Regions from separate parts of the Mus musculus genome. Here region 2 is linked to region 1. The links are chromatin loops, found by intact Hi-C in ENCODE. Cell type or tissue: left cerebral cortex. All regions are shown on one strand.

The links. Hi-C counts contacts between places; a loop is a spot of excess contacts. Peaks named below come from ENCODE experiments on the same cell type or tissue, not always from the same donor. Only the 100,000 strongest peaks of a DNase experiment are listed, where the experiment ranks them.
Region 2: a loop joins it to region 1, with 10 times the contacts of the local background. A loop is called at or near these places in 20 of 42 quality-filtered maps.

The regions. Positions count from the first base shown.
Region 1 is chr7:140,074,082-140,082,081 of GRCm38, reverse strand. Caly (calcyon neuron-specific vesicular protein) reads left to right here. Exons shown (of 5, transcript NM_001190385.1): 2 at 7,982-8,000. Among named protein-coding and RNA genes, the nearest start is that of Caly, 4.5 kb to the left of the region's middle. In left cerebral cortex, CTCF peaks have their summits at 3,200 (motif pointing left) and 6,732 (motif pointing left); DNase peaks (open chromatin) are centred at 1,107, 1,704, 2,065, 3,164 and 2 more places; H3K4me3 peaks cover 2,189 bases; H3K27ac peaks cover 2,771 bases.
Region 2 is chr7:140,824,468-140,832,467 of GRCm38, reverse strand. No RefSeq gene overlaps it. Among named protein-coding and RNA genes, the nearest start is that of Zfp941, 6.3 kb to the right of the region's middle. In left cerebral cortex, a CTCF peak has its summit at 3,709; DNase peaks (open chromatin) are centred at 3,771 and 4,059; H3K4me3 peaks cover 290 bases; H3K27ac peaks cover 2,617 bases.

The DNA.
Region 1 (8,000 bases):
AACCCCTACAGGCCAGTGGCAGCCTGGACATTAGGAAGAATTATGGCTGCTCAGCCTGCACAAACCCCATATGAAGCTGCAAATCCTTATCCTGGGCATAGTAGGGTAGCAGGGGCGGCGGGACAGCTGGACCTCATCTCGCCCAGTTCATGGTGACTGCAGACCCCCTCCTTGTGGGCTGGCTCCACCTCTGCAGGTCTGGGAGAGCCAGTGGGAGCTGTGCATCTCCAAGGTGGCCCAGGGGCAAAACCGTCAGCTCCTGTTCGGGTCTGACTGCTGGGTGCTGGGTGTTAAAAAAGGAAACAGCTCGATGGAGAGAAAGGGATTAGCAGAAGGGGTGTTGCCCAGAACATTGAGCGTTAGGGCCTGATGGGGGTCGCTGAGTGAAGGTTAAAGGATGGTAGGAGGTATGATAGCCATTTGTCTCAAACCACCTGCCGCGGGGCTTGGCTCTAGATGCTGGGCCACAGGTGGCTGGTGAGTGTCGGGAGCCACAAGCAGCTGTGCCCCTCCTCTCTGTCCCTCTTTGCTTGGGCCCCACAGAACAACAGCCGTTCAAACTGGAGGCAAACATCTATGACCTAAAAGGCTTGGGTGCAAGCAGACCAGGGTGGGCACTGCGGCAGCGTCGTAAGAGGAGAGCACGAGCCCCCACCAATGTGCACTTCTGTGTGACGCAGCATGAAAGGGTCCGTGTGAACGTGAGTCTGTGACCTCTAACCCAGCTTTTATGGGTTTTCAAATAAAAATTCGCATCCTCCAATATTTGTCCGTCAGCGTCTTGTTGGTGCATAGACCGTGATCAGAGATACCCGCCCCACCACCCCCGGAGAGCGCTGAAAATGAAAAACAAACTCTCGGGAGACCAAATGACAGAGTGGGATAGAGGGGAGGACCCGTGGATGATGTTAGGAAGTCTTCCCAATTCTAAACCTTTATGACCCCTATCATCTTCCCAGCGGGAACCCCAAAATCCTAGATGGAATCTTCTGGTGTGCTGAGAGAAGGTGAGAGTTGTCCACTCTTGGGATGCGATGTTCTGCCTGACGACGGAGGGCTAGAAATTTGACAGGGAGCGAAAGGCCTGCCTTTGTTGCCATGGGAACCCGAGATGACGTAAACTAGCCCTGGCCGCTGCATCACCCAGGCAACCATAGGCGGAGCTCTTGGGGAGGCAGAGGTCTTTTGTCGTAGAGGCTTGAATGCTTGGGACGACATCGTCTATCCGTTCCGATTTCTTTCCTGGTTCTTTTACCTCCTTGTATTACCTGGCCGGCCGTTTATATTCCTTATAATTTCTGATCCATCTCTATCACAATGCCCAGCGGATGGGCCCTAAGCCGTCCGGTTCCCCTTGGGCTCAGGGCCAACCTTGAGCCAGCTGCCTCACTAGGACCGGATCCACCCCATAAGGAAATTCTTTATTGACACTCCATTAAGGCTGGGCCAGGCACTAGGTCACCTATGCCACGCGTCAAAGGGACCGGGTTCTAAAGGGCCTGCCAGAGATAGGGAGGGTGTGCATGAAGATACTGCTTCCTTCCCTCCTCTTATAGCCACCGCTCCCTCATCCCCTACCCAGCCTTCCTTCTCTACTTTCTTGTCCTGAGAAGTTCTGCACCCAGCTGCCCCTGACGCTGTGTTCCTCAGGCTCTGTCACGTGTAGGTCTGGAGGGCTCCTGGCTTTCTGAGGGAGTCTGTCCAAAATAACCACAACTTTTACCATCCTGGAGGCAAGAAGTCCAAAACCAGATTTCCCCAGAGCTGTGTTTCTGTTGAAACGGTGAGGAGAGGGTCTTCCTTTGCTCCTTCCAGACTCAGCTGTCCTGAGCAGTCTTGGATAACACTGCATCACCCCAGCCTGCCACCATCTGCAGAAAACCTTCCTCTTATGTCCAAATCCTCTTGTAAGGGTGCCCACTGTGGAATAACTCCCCATCTCCCCCCATTCTAGTGTGATCTCATCTTAATTCCACTACAACTGTAAGGGCTGCTTAAACATCTCTTTCACTGACACTTACGAGTTAAAAATTGTGGTCCTTTTTGTGGGGACATCATTCAACCCACAACAACCCTGTTGTCACTTGTGGGCTGCAATTATCTCCCAGTTTTGGCTTCTGTTTCTCCTCTTTGAAGGTCCTCTTTGAAGGTCTTGTCTTTATAGGCAAGGATTCTTAATTTTAACATGAAAAGTCATTTTATTGAGATTTTCCTCTGTGAGTACTGCTGGGGAAATCTTTCTCTTCCTGAGACTGTAAATATGCTTCTGCACTGTCTCTAGAGTGCTCTGTTGTGTCGGTTTTCCCTGTTCATGCACCTAGAACAAATTGCTGTATTCACTTGTGCATTGTGTGTGTGCTCATTATCTGCATTTGAATATGCATGTAGTGACCAGATTAGCTTCACCGTTCCAAGCAGACTTTAATTATTAAGATGCAGGCAGCTTCTCTGCTATTAACTGAGATCTGAATGCATAGAATATGTCAAATGGGTTTCCCTCTGCAAAGCATCAACACCACCAGTGTACACTGCTGTGTTCAGGGCAGATACCCAGCAAGATGGACTTCCTTTGTCCAAACATCTTGTGTCTTTCTGCCTTCAACACAAAAAATTTGATGTTTTAAGTTCATAAACAAATTTGTTGGAATTTTGATTGAGAGTTGTTGATTCTATAAATACTGTCAGAGATGTTAGAGCATAAAGACCTCCAAAATCTGCACGATAGTCTTCTTTACCTGACGGAGGATTCAGATGTGCCTTGCTCCCCTCGCCAATATTTCATGGCCTTCCATATGGAGCAACTGCCCATCATCTCTGTCCTGGGGCTTGAAATTATTTAAATGAAATCTTAGCTGGCTCACATCTGGGGAGGCTGAGGCAAGAGAATATTGAGTTCAAGGCCAGCCTTGGACTGTATAGGGCTATAGAGTGAAACCCAACATTATTTTAAAACAAAACAAAACAAAACAAAACACACCCCCAAAAACCAAATGAACAAAAAAAAACAGGGGCTGGAGAGTAGTCTCAGAGGTAGAGAGCAGAGGGGACCTAAGTTGTATTCCAAGCACCCGCATCAGGCAGCTCCCAATTCCTTATAGCCTCGGCTCAGGGATGTGATGCCCTGGCTTCTGAAGGCAACTGCACATACAGACGCAAATAAAACTCCATTTCCCGGGGCAGCAGCGCCCTCTTCTGACCTGTGCAAGTAAGCACAGACATGCATTTATGGAAAACAGTAAATAAATTACACACATAGTTAAAAGTATCAAAATAAACATTTGCCACTGACATATAGAAATACATCTGCTTTCTATAAACTCAAATTTAACTGGACTTTTTCATTTTAAAATTTTTTGTATGTATTAGTGTTTTACATATGTGTATGTGTGTACACCTCATGTATTTCCGGTGCCCCTGAAGAAGAGGCCATTGGACTCCCTGGAACTGGAGTTTCAGATCTGTGAGCGGCTGTGTGGGTGCTAGATATTGATGTGGAAGAAAAAAAATCAGTTCTTATAACCACTGAATTATTTCTCCCATCCCTTAAATATTGTATTGCTCTTATGTATTGTGTGTGAGTAAAATTATGTCACGTTGCACATGTGGAGGTCAGAGCACACCTTGCAGAAGGCGGTTTTCTCGGTCCACCATGGGAGTCCTGGGGACTGAACTCAGATTGCCCGGCTTGGCAGCCAGTCACCCACTGAGCCATCTCGCTGACCCTGGAGTCTTTCAATGTTTACACACACACACACACACACACACACACACACACACGGGATTTGCTTTTGCATTTAAACACAACAGCGATTTCGTCCATGAATAATCAGGACTAGGTTCCAACCCCCTGGCCTGGTTTCTTTGCCCCTGTGCAACTGTGCTGACTGAGCACTCAGGACCATCGTTTCTGGAACTTCACTGGCTGTCTTAGTCAGTTCTGATGCTGTGAAGAGACACCATAACCGAGGAAACTCTTATATTAAAAAGGCATTCAAGTGAAGGCTTGATTACAGATTCAGAGGTTTGGTGCATTATCCAAGGAATGCCGCACTGCTGGAGAAGTAGCCCGGAGCTACATCCTGATCCAACCATAGAGAAACCCTCTGCTAGGCGTGGGCTTTTGAAACCTCCAAGTCCACACCCAAGGACACACTTCCTCCAACAAGGCCACACCTCCTAATTCTTCTAAGTATTTTTTTTTTTCTTTAAGTAGTGACACTCCCTGGTGACTAAGCATTCAAATACATGAGCCTAAGGGGCCATGTGTATTTACGAAAACCACCAGACCAGACAAGGCCATCTGTATTTCTGTGGTCTCAAAAACAGAAAACCCAAATTCAAGTTTGTGTTATGATGCACACCTGTAATCCCGGACTCCGGAGTCTGAGGCACGAAGATCCGGAGTTTAAGACCAGCCTGAGCTATAATGAGAGCCTGTCTCAAACGACAAACCACAACAAACAAACAAACAAACCAAAACAACAAGACTTACACTCAATAAATTTGTTGGAATTTAAGAATATCCTTCTTCCTCTGCCCTCAGTGTGCAAGCACATTTTTAAAATTGTAAGTGAACTTCAAGTCTTCCCAAATATATTTTTGACTCCTGCTAAAATTGCCTAGATAATTTTCTTCTTTATGCTGTTAATGTAAAAAGGAGATAGCTTTTCTTATTTTTATATTTATTTAGGTTTTTTTTTTCAAGACAGGATTTCTCTGTGACAGCTTTGGCTGTCCACAACTCACTTTATAGACCAGGCAGGCCTTAAACTCAGAGATCCACCTGCCTCTGCCTTCCTGAGTGCTGAGATTAAAGGTGTTCGCTGGCTAGTTTTTCTTATTTTTTTAAATATTTTATTTTATTTTTCTTATTTGTATAGGCATTTTGCCTGAGTGTATGTCTGAGTACCGCATGCATGCCTGATGCTTGTGGAGGTCAGAAGAGGGAGACAGAGACCCTCCAACTGGAATTATGGGTCATTGTGAGTCACTATGTAGATGCTAGGAACTGAACCCGGGTCCTCTGTCAAATCAGCAAATGCTTTTAACTGCTGAGCCATCTTGTCAATCCCTTCTTATTTTGTTTAATTTAGATTTATTTTATGTGTCAGAACGGATGTTTTGTCTGTGATGTGTGTTTTATAAAACGGCAGTGTGAGGGGGGTGCCTTGGTGGCCAGTGCCAAGGCAACCCCCTGAGAAATCAAGCCATGCCATATAAAAAGGAATTTATTTGGGACCTGGAGGAAGGGGTAGAGAGAGGGGGACAAAGAACAACAGAGAGGGGAGAGAGAAAGAGAGGAAGAGGGGGAGGAGAGGAAGCAAGCCAGGTAGGAGCCTGGCTGTTACTAGGTAACTGTTGGGCAGAGCCTAGGGAAAATGCTAACAACCTGGTAACTATGTATGTAACCACTTGTGTATCTGATGTCTGCAGGGGTCAGAAGAGACTTGTCAGGTCCTCAGAACTGGCTTTATAGACCATTTTTGAGCCACCATATTGGTGCTGGGAACTGAACTCAAGTCCTCTACAAGAACAAGTGCTCTTAGCTGCTGAACTATCTCTCCAGTGCCTGCCCCCCAGGCACCTTTTGTGTGTGCGTATGTGTTTGTGTGTCTGTGTATGTGATGTGTGCCTGTGTGTTCAGGTACACTCACCTGTGTGTGCATAGGTCATTTTACTTTTTTCCTCGATCACTCTCTGCCTTACTTTGAGAGAGTCTCTCACTGAACTTCAACCTCTGCATTTCAGCTATGCTGGCTAGGTAGCTATTGAGCCACCAAATTCCACACATCTCTGCCCATTTCCTCCCAACACTGGGATTATAGATGCCAGCCACTGGCCCAGCTTCTGTGTGGGCACTGGGGATCTGAGCCAGGTCTCCATGCTTGCATAGCAAGCACTTTACCAACTGAGCCACCATCTCCCCAGCCCCATGGAACTGCTTACCAAATTCCGCACCCGCAATACACACAACCTCCGTGATCTTTTTATATTTTGCTGATCTCAGCCTGCTCAAGTTTCACCACAGGTCTCTACTGTCTGGGATTGAGGGGGGGAAGGGGCGGGGGGGGCGGGGAGACTGACTTGTAAGTCCTCCTTCTGAATGTGCTTGGGAGCTGGGAGGGAGGAAGAAGGGGTTGGCCTCAGGAGTTGATGAGAGCTTCTTTGTTCTTTCTCTGGAATTTCACAATACGTTTACAGTATTTCCTTTTAAAGATGGTTATACTGGGGGCTGGAGAGATGGGTCAGCGGTTAAGAACACTGACTACTCTTCTAGAGGACCTGAGTTCGATTCCCAGCAACCACATGATTGATGGCTCACAACCATCTGTCATGGGATCTGATGCCCTCTTCTGGTTGTCTGAAGACAGCGACAGTGTACTCACATATATAAAATAAATAAATCTTTAAAAAAAAAACCATACGTTATTATATTGGGCCCAGTGTTGCCCAAGGGGGGGGGCATCTTGTGGAGGAAATGGGGAGAGGGATTTGTAAAAGTGGGCCTGGGAAGAGGGGAAGGAGTGGGCTGTGATGTGAATAAAGCGATGTGTATAAAGTGATTAAAAAATAAAAATATGGGGGCTGGAGAGATGGCTCAGAGGTTAAGAGCACTGACTGCTCTTCTGAAGGTCCTGAGTTCAAACCCCAGCAACCACATGGTGGCTCACAACTACCCGTAATGAGATCTGACGCCCTCTTCTGGAGAGTCTGAAGACAGCTACAGTGTACTTATATATAATAAATAAATCTTAAAAAAATAATATTAAAATATATGGTTATATTGGTATGATGTCTGGGACTGGAGTTCTATATGAGGGGAGGTTGTTTTGTGATATTTTATTCTATTTTTTGAAGAAGGGTCTCACTGTGCAACACTAGTGGTTGTAACTCACTGTAGAGCAGACTGGCCTTGAACTCAGAGATCTGCCTGTCTCTGCTTCCCAAGTGCTAGGATTAAAAGCAAGCATCACCACATACAGTCTCAAGAGGGTTTTTCATCTGTCAGCTTAGAGGCCCTTTCCCTTCTGAGATCAACATCAGGATGAGAGTATATACTCCTTTTTAAAGTATTTCCTTATTATGTTTACATTCATATGCCTCTGTGTGTGTGTGCACTGTGTGCATATTGAAGCCTGTGGAGGCCAGAAGAGACAGCAGATCCCCTGGAACTAGAGTCACAGGAGGTTATGAGGCCATCACTTATGGATGCTGGAAATCCAACCCAAGTCCTCTGCAGGAGCAGCAAGTGCTTTTAGCTGCTGAGCTATCTCTCCAGCCTTGAAAGTGTTCACTTTTGACTTACCCAGAGTTAGTGGGACCTGCACCCTCCTCCAGACTGCAATGACTGCTTGGCTGGCAGGCTGGGGTCTCAGCTCTCTAAAGGCTTGGTCTTCCTGCACCATCAGGGCTGTGTACTTTTGTCATCTTCATTTGAATTTCACATAGATAATGATGACAGTTAATATGGACATGCCCCTTTTTGCATAGACTACATGTTCTTTTGCTTGGTTGGGGTTTTGTTTGTTTTGATTTAGATTTTTTAGGGTTATTTTGTTGTTGTTGTTTGGTTTTGTTGTTGTTGTTGTTGTTTCCTTTGTTTTTTAAAACAAAGTTTTAAAACAGTTAACAAATTTGCTTTGATCTGGGACTCCTGCGTTTTCAGTTGCTGAGCCTGGCAATCCAACTGATCCCTGGATCTTTTCTTCCCAGTGGAACATGTGCACTTAAAACACATGGCAGAGCAGGCTGGCCAGAGGAAGATGTCTCGGCACTATTTTGAAATGGTCTCTGGCCAGAGGCACCATTCTGCACTGCTGAGAGGTCAGGGGGGAATGAGAAGCCTTGAGCTGGACCTCCCACAACCCATCCTGGAGTTTGTATGAGGATCATTGGAACCACTCTGGGTTCTTACTCCAGAACCAGCTTTATAGCTGTACACAGGATGACTTAAAAGTGATGCCCTTATCTCTCTTTCTAGGCTGGGACGAGGACCATCA
Region 2 (8,000 bases), 750 kb before region 1:
ATTGAAATGCTCTCTGGGGCCATCAGAAAATTTGATGGATAAACTCCCTGGGGCCAGCAGTAAACCCTCAGGGACCAGGGAAAAGGGTGAGGGAAAAAAATCACACACACATGCATGCACACACACTTGGTGGATGAAGCAAGCTCCAACAGATGCCAACAACTTTATATCTATACACAACATACATTTGGTGGGCAGAACAAAGCTCTTACCATTTTACACATACATACATACATACATACATACATACATACATACATACATACACATTTGATGGGTGCAGCGAAGCACCAACAATTTTACTTTTTCTCCCACAGTTTATATATCCCAGCAGAATCTTTCAGGCAGAATAAAAAAAATCACAATGTGGTTACATTCTATTTTTCTTTAAGTGAACGATTACAATGAGCATACATAAGAAAAAAACACACAGGTTCCCCAATACCCTCACATGATCAAATGCTTTACTTATGGATAAAAAAAAAATCCAAATTATTCTCAAGAACTCACGTACGTTTGTAACTAAGCAATTTGGTATAGATTAACAAAATATAAGCAAGCAAGGTAATTTTCTCAGTTTCTCTTACTGGCAGGCTGCAATTTGCAGTGAGAAAGAAAGGGTCGATTATTTTATTATTCATCTTAAAAAGTAATCTTATAAAAATCTTAAAAGAATCACAAATCTCAACTTTTATATAAAAACCAATCAGCCGTCTCTCCCTTAAGTCCTCGGGGTGAGCACTGATTCACTGACCACTCCTTATTAAATCATATCAGGAAGCTGAGGGCAAAAACGGTGCAAGAAATGAATCATCCCCCTGATCACCAGCCCAGCTTTAGCAAGAGAGGCAGGTCAGGCGGCACCAGTTGGGCTGCCGTTGTTCTTGTTCCCTGACCTCAAAAAAATCACTAGCTCAGCTATTAAGAGTGCATTTCTGAACTTCAAATTGTTCCCTAGAATTTTCTATGTCAAAGCCACTAGCAAAAACCTAACTTTAACCTAACTTTACTGGCAATCTACTTCTCCAAATTCTTTCTTTTTTTTCCCATTTTTTATTAGGTATTTAGCTCATTTACATTTCCAATGCTATACCAAAAGTCCCCCATACCCACCCACCCCCACTCCCCTACCCACCCACTCCCCCTTTTGGCCCTGGCGTTCCCCTGTACTGGGGCATATAAAGTTTGCGTGTCCAATGGGCCTCTCTTTCCAGTGATGGCCGACTAGGCCATCTTTTGATACATATGCAGCTAGAGTCAAGAGCTCCGGGGTACTGGTTAGTTCATAATGTTGTTCCACCTATAGGGTTGCAGATTCCTTTAGCTCCTTGGGTGCTTTCTCTAGCTCCTCCATCCAAATTCTTTCTAAGGGTATCGGATGAATCATTAATCTGCTCCAGCCATAATGCTTGAAAAAGATCAATCACTGTTATTGTGAGTGCCAATGACACTGCCCAGTGAGGGGCTGGAAACCCCTTAGAATGTTCACACATCTCATAGACGAGGAGGGAGCCAAGGGCAGAAAGTAGGGCAAAGCTTCATAGCAGAATGAAGTCCTCAGGGCATGTAGTCCTTGAGGCTCTGCCTCAGCAGGGCCCATCCATCATGCTCGTGCTGAATGGTGGGCCACATTACAGGAGTTCCGAAGTGGTTTTGCTGCTCCTCTAGCAGGGATCCCAACATAGAAGGACACCTAGAAAGGTGGAAGCGGCGGCCACAGCCACAATGAGTCTTTGTGGACTCTGACCCTTAGTTTTTCTCTTTGCTCTCTGTGCTCTTGGCCCCCTTTCTTTTAGATTCACTTATTTTTTATTTTATGTGTATGGGTGGTTTTGCCTGCATGCTATGTTGGTGTGCCACATGTTTACAGAAGTCAGAAGAGGGTGACTGATCCTCTGGAACTGGAGTTAGAGATCACCGTTAGCTGCCACGTGGGTGCAGAAACTAAACTCAGGTTCTCTGCAAAAGCAGCCAGTGCTCTTAGCTCCCGAGCTGTTTCTCCAGCCCCTCTTGGCACTTTTTCAATATGGTCTCAGCTCACTTCTTGTAAAGTCTCAAATGTAAGTAAACTACCAAACAGCAGTCAACTCTTTTTGAAAGTCTCTTTAAACACTCCCTAAAAGAGGCCTCATGTTGTCTACTTGGACCAGATGGTGTAGAATGGGGGTTGTCAGAACACCACAGCTGTTCTGGGCCTCCTGGTACCTGGCCCTTTTCAAGAACCAACCAGGTTCATCACACTGAGACTTCCCAAAACTTCCCCAAAGAAGGCTCTGCATATCAGGGCCCTATGGTGCCTGTAGGCGAATTAGAAAAAGAGTCCTCATTATTTGTTTGTTATTCTGAGTATCAGACCCATAGTCCTGTCCATGCTAAGCAAAGGCTCTACTAGTGAGCTTTGCCCCCAACCCTGAGGCCTCACTCTTAAGGGAATTAGCTATCAAAAATTGAAATAACACTTGACCTATCTTTAGATGCAAACAGTAATAAAATGTGAACATTTTTGAAAAAAATTGAATACATTCAAAATTATAAAGATACCTGCATCATAGATATAAGATGTCCAGTTACATCATTCTGTCAGATATAGGTCTTAGAAACAAAAAGATACGTGGAGTTGGCAGTTCTTCTCCCGTAGCATATTGTGGTTTAATTATCAAAGGGCTAGGGAATCAAAACTATAGTAGAGCACTTGGCTAACAAGAGCAAAGTTTGGAAAAACCTCAAAACACACACACACACACACACACACACACACACACACACACACACACACACACACACAAGTACAAGGGGGCTGGAGAGATGGCTCAGTGGTTAAGAGCACTGATTGCTCTTTCAGAGGTCCTGAGTTCAATTCCCAGCAACCACATGGTGACTCACAACCACAGCAATGTGATCTGATGCCCTCTTCTGGTGTGTCTGAAGACAGTGATGGTGTACTCACACACATAAAAAATAAATAAAACTTTAAAAAACCCCACAAAACCAAAAAGTAAAATACAGATATCTGGACCTTTTCCATTTTTCCAAATTGAAACTAAAATTCAAACATACAAAACCAGAACCTATACTTCAGTGGGCGCTTGAGCTAACATTACTTTGTATTTGTCTATGTAACTGTCAGTATTGGTTTTCTATTACTGCAGAGCAAGTTTCTCTATACTTTGCCATTACACAGTATGTGTCTCTCTGCATTTCAGGAAACCCAGGAGCCCAGCTTGGATAGATCTCTGCTCCAGGGTCTCACAAAGACACATTCTCTCCCCCTCTTTCTTAAATGTTTGTTTTTTAAATTTTTTTTACTGTGCTCTTTTAAGAAAGGATTTATTTATTATTATATGTAAGTATACTGTAGCTGTCTTCAGACACACTAGCGGAGGGTGTCAGATCTCATTGTGGATGGTTGTGAGCCACCATGTGGTTGCTAGCATTTGAACTCAGAACTTTCAGAGGAGCAGTCAGTGTTTTTAACCGCTGAGCCACTTGTCCAGCCCCACAAAGACACGTTCTCATACAGAGACTTCCAGGGAGGGTCTGCCACCAAGCTTGCTCAGGTGTTGCAGGAGTCTTTCTTGATAAGTAACCTGATACCCAAGAGAGTGGAACTGAGGGATTGTCATCAGCACAGGGAAGCCAGGACAGCTCTTGAGGAGCGTTGACAGGTCTAGTCTTATTCCTGCTTTATACTCTAAGACCACAAGGTGGGGTAGGCAAGCAAGCAAGATTTCACAGAAGCCTGTGTGGCAGTCAGCAGGCTGTTTATTCATGGCAGAGATGCAGTGTTTTTGCTCTGTCTCCAGGTCATTTTGTTCCAGGTAGCAAGTGAAATCATGCTTTGCAAATAGGCAGCATAAGCAGAGCTTTAAGTAAATCACCACATAATTCTACAAACGGTATCTATACTTCGGTATTTTCTACCTTATTCTACTCCCCAGTTTGTTGGCAGGATTCATTTCCTTGTGGGTGTCAGATGGAAGCTTTCTCTTTTCTGGTTGGCCGGCTGGAGAGTGTCCTTGGCTCTTGCCCATGGCTCCCTCCACAGGGAGGGAGTCAATGGTACTGGTGCTTGGTTCTCCTGGCAGGAGGATCTTGGGCTTCAGATGAGACAATCTTATATAACGTCAGCCCAGAAGTAACATCGTGCCGTGTTCTCATGGTTAGAAGTACACCCACTCTCAAGGAGGAGATTATGCAAGGGTTTGCCTCACTGGATCACCACACTCTCTGCCTAGTCATCCTTTTCCCAGCCACGCCCCCTTTCACCATCCATCCTCTGACAACTTAAGGTGAATTATTAACCCTTGAAAAGGGCCAATGTCAGGACTCTGCTCCTTAACATCCATATGTATTTCCCCAAAGAACCTTCTCATATTCTCTTACCGTAGCATTTCCTCCCATGGGAAACTGGACAGCATTCCTAATATATCCCTAGTTTCTTAAATGGATAGCCCATCATTTAAAATTTTTTAATTGGTATTTTTTTTTAACTTTTAACACTTTTGAGATCACAATATAATTACATTTCCCTTTCTCTCTCTCTCTCTCTCTCTCTCTCCCTCTCTCTCTCTCTCTCTCTCTCTCTCCAACCCTCCCATACACCCTTCCCAACTCTCCAAATCTATGGCTGCTTCTCCCATGAATTGTTATTGCACGCACAAATGTGTGTGTGTGTGTGTGTGTGTGTGTGTGTATATATATATATACATATATATATATGTATGTATGTATATGTATATTTTTTCTAAGTGTAATATATTCAGTATGTCTAATGTTGTGTGTATGTTTTCAGGGCTCAACCATTAGGCACTAAGCAACCAACTGACATGCTGTTCCCTGGGGAAGACCTCCTCTCCCACTTCTAGCTTTCCTCAGTTGCCTGTAGTTCTTCATGTAGGGTTGGGGTGAACGGAGGGAGGGAACTGGGTGGGAGAGCAGGTGAGGAGGGGGAATGGGGATAGCGATCAGGTGTGGGGAGGAGTGGGAGGACTGGGAATGAGCTGGAAACCATAAAGCGTGTTTTAAAGTCATTCTCTGTGCTTCAGATATGTTGGAGTTTTCAGGGCCTGCTGAGGCGGGATAGCTGGCTTTTAGTGGTGACATATGGCCCTGATTGTTGTTGATTGTGTTCTTTTTCCTGGGCTTGGGATGATTAAAGATCTAGGTGCTGATCTCTGGATTTGTCTTTTTGGGTGGGTGTTTTGTTCTTTGGTTTCTGTTTCCTCTCTGGAGTTTTAGGGAGTGTGATAGCTACGTGTTGCTGTTTCCCTGGCCTGTTCAGATGGTGTGTTCACAGGCAATGCCTGCTAGTGTTGAAGGCTGGGTAACTGGAATGAATTGGGGGAAGGATTGTTGGAAGAGGCCTTTGTTATCCATTGAGCATGGGCTAGAGAGGAAAGGGAGAGCTGTGGACAAGACTGAGGGGGATTTGATCTTAGGAGCCGTAGGAGAGGTATGGGTCTTCCTACAACCAACTTGGTGAGGGGCAGCCCTAACAGTTTTGGAATTATTGAAGACTATGAGGACATTTGAAGTTGTACTGATTGCATTTTTTTGCGTAATGAAATGTCCATGAGTCTCTAGGGGCAAGGTTTAGAAGGTTATGGCTTACCAGTGAGCTATTTGGGTGCCAGGTTGATTTGCGGTGGTTAATATTGATCAATGACTTGATAAGATTCAGGATCATTTAGAAGACCAGTCTCTGAGATTATCTAGACAAGCCTTTGGGGATGTCTATAAGGAATTATGCAGTTTATGTCAACTGAGGTGGAAGATGCATTTGGAATGTGGTGGTTCCATCCCATGGGCTGGTGTCCTGGAGTGAATAAGAAGGAGAAAGTGAGCTGAGCACCATATTCATCCCTGTCTGCTTCCCAACCATAGATGCAGCATAGCCAGCAGCCTCACACTCTGGCTGCTATGTCTTTGCCACATGACAGTCTTCCCTTTTGAACAGTAAATCATCTCCCCACTTTCCTTTCTTAAGTTGCTTTGGTGAAATATTTTGTTGGAGCGATGAGGAAAATAATTAATACACTCTGCTATTTATGTCAGGGTAAGGGATTGACATCTAGAACATCAAAAACCCTCAAAATCTAGCAAACAAAAAAAAAAAAAGGAAAGAAGAAGGAGGTATGGTTAAAACACAGGTGTGCTGGCTAGGTTTATGACAACTTGACATGTGGTATAGTTATCTGAGATGAGGAAACCTTGATTGAGAAGATGCCTTCATAAGATAACCAGCTCTTCTCTCCAGGTTTCTGTTGTGCATGAGTTCCTGTCTTCAGTGATGACCTGTGATGTGGAAGTGTAAGCTAAATAAATTCTGTCTCTGTCTCGGTCTCTGTCTCTGTCTTTTTCTCTCTTCTTCCTCTTCCTCCTCCTCCCTTTTTTTTTTTTTTAATCTTTTCAAGACAGGGCTTCTCTCTGTAGCCTTGGCTGTCCTGGAACTCACTCTGTAGACCAGGCTGGCCTCAAACCCATCTCAGAGAGTTCTGCCTGGCTCTGCCTCCTGAGTGCTGGGATTAAAGGCATGTGCCACCATCTCCCAGCCCTAAGTTACTTTGGTCATGTAGTTTTATTACAGAGAAAGTAACCCTGACTAAGACAATAGATTTAAATAGACACATGGAAAGAAGGCATGTAAAAGGTCAGCTTGTAAATGGAAAACAAAGAAACGCAAAACACTCAACACAAATAATCATCAAGAAACGGCATCTTAAACTCACAGTGGGACGTGACATCACCTCACCCCACTAGAGATAGCTATAATTTAAAGAGAAAAGTGGCAAGTACCAAAGAGCATGTGAATAGAAGGGGAACTGTTCCTGCTGTAGGGTGGACTGCAGATCAATAGGAGTGTGATGCACGGTAAGTTAGTTCTTCAAAACAGAGGCATCATATGTTCCAGCAATTTTCCTGTGGGATATATAAACAAAGGAAATGAAATCATTGTGTCTGGAATATGTTTTCGTGGCCATGTTCCTTACAGCACTACTCACAATAGTCAAAAAATGGAAACAACCTAAGAGTAAGCTTACCGGGCTGGTGAGATGGCTCAGTGGGTAAGAGCACCCAACTGCTCTTCTGAAGGTCCAGAGTTCAAATCCCAGCAACCACATGGTGGCTCACAACCATCCGTAACGAGATCTGACTCCCTCTTCTGGAGTATCTGAAGACAGCTACAGTGTACTTACATATAATAAATAAATCTTTAAAAAAAAAAAAAGAGTAAGCTTACCATCTTGTTAGTAGATGAAATGTGGTGCAAGCACAGAGGGAATATTATTCAGTCATACAAAGAATGAAAATCTGTTATTTGTAACAACATGGGTAGGATTAGAGATCTTTTGTAGAACGCCATATTCCATGTTAAGCATCTGCCATTTCCCCTGGATTAGCTGTCTACTTATAAGAGTCTATGATGATTAGGCTTATGGACCGTTGATATTCACTCACAGGAGGAGGAGGAGGAGGAGGAGGAGGAGGAGGAGGAGGAGGAGGAGGAGGAGGAGGAGGAGGAGGAGGAGGAAGGGAGGGTTGTTGGACCCTCACCTGAGTTTGCAGCCATGCCTCTTATCCATGCCAGGTAATTCTGCCCAAATTGCATATGGCCTCAGGGAGGTGCTAGAGTATATAGGCTGGGGAATGTTAACAGAGCAGGTCCCATTTATGTAGCCATAGGGAGCTATCATCTATACTGGGTGCAGGCTTTTCAGTACAGTTGCTTTATGGTCACCCACAATCCTGCCAGCAATCCCGTACTCATCCTACATAACTAAGCCCAGTAAACTGTTAGTTCTTCAGGGTGTACTTTAATGAAATCTTACTTTGATTTGTTGTTTGAACTTTGTGAGGAGAGGGTTAGACATGGCTGCTTCATACCAGGCAAGGAAGGAATTTCACTCAATTATCGCACTCATATATGGAAGTCTAGGAAAGTGGGTTTTATAATAATTAATGCTACAATGTTGTTTATTGGCATTCAGGGTAAAGGGAAA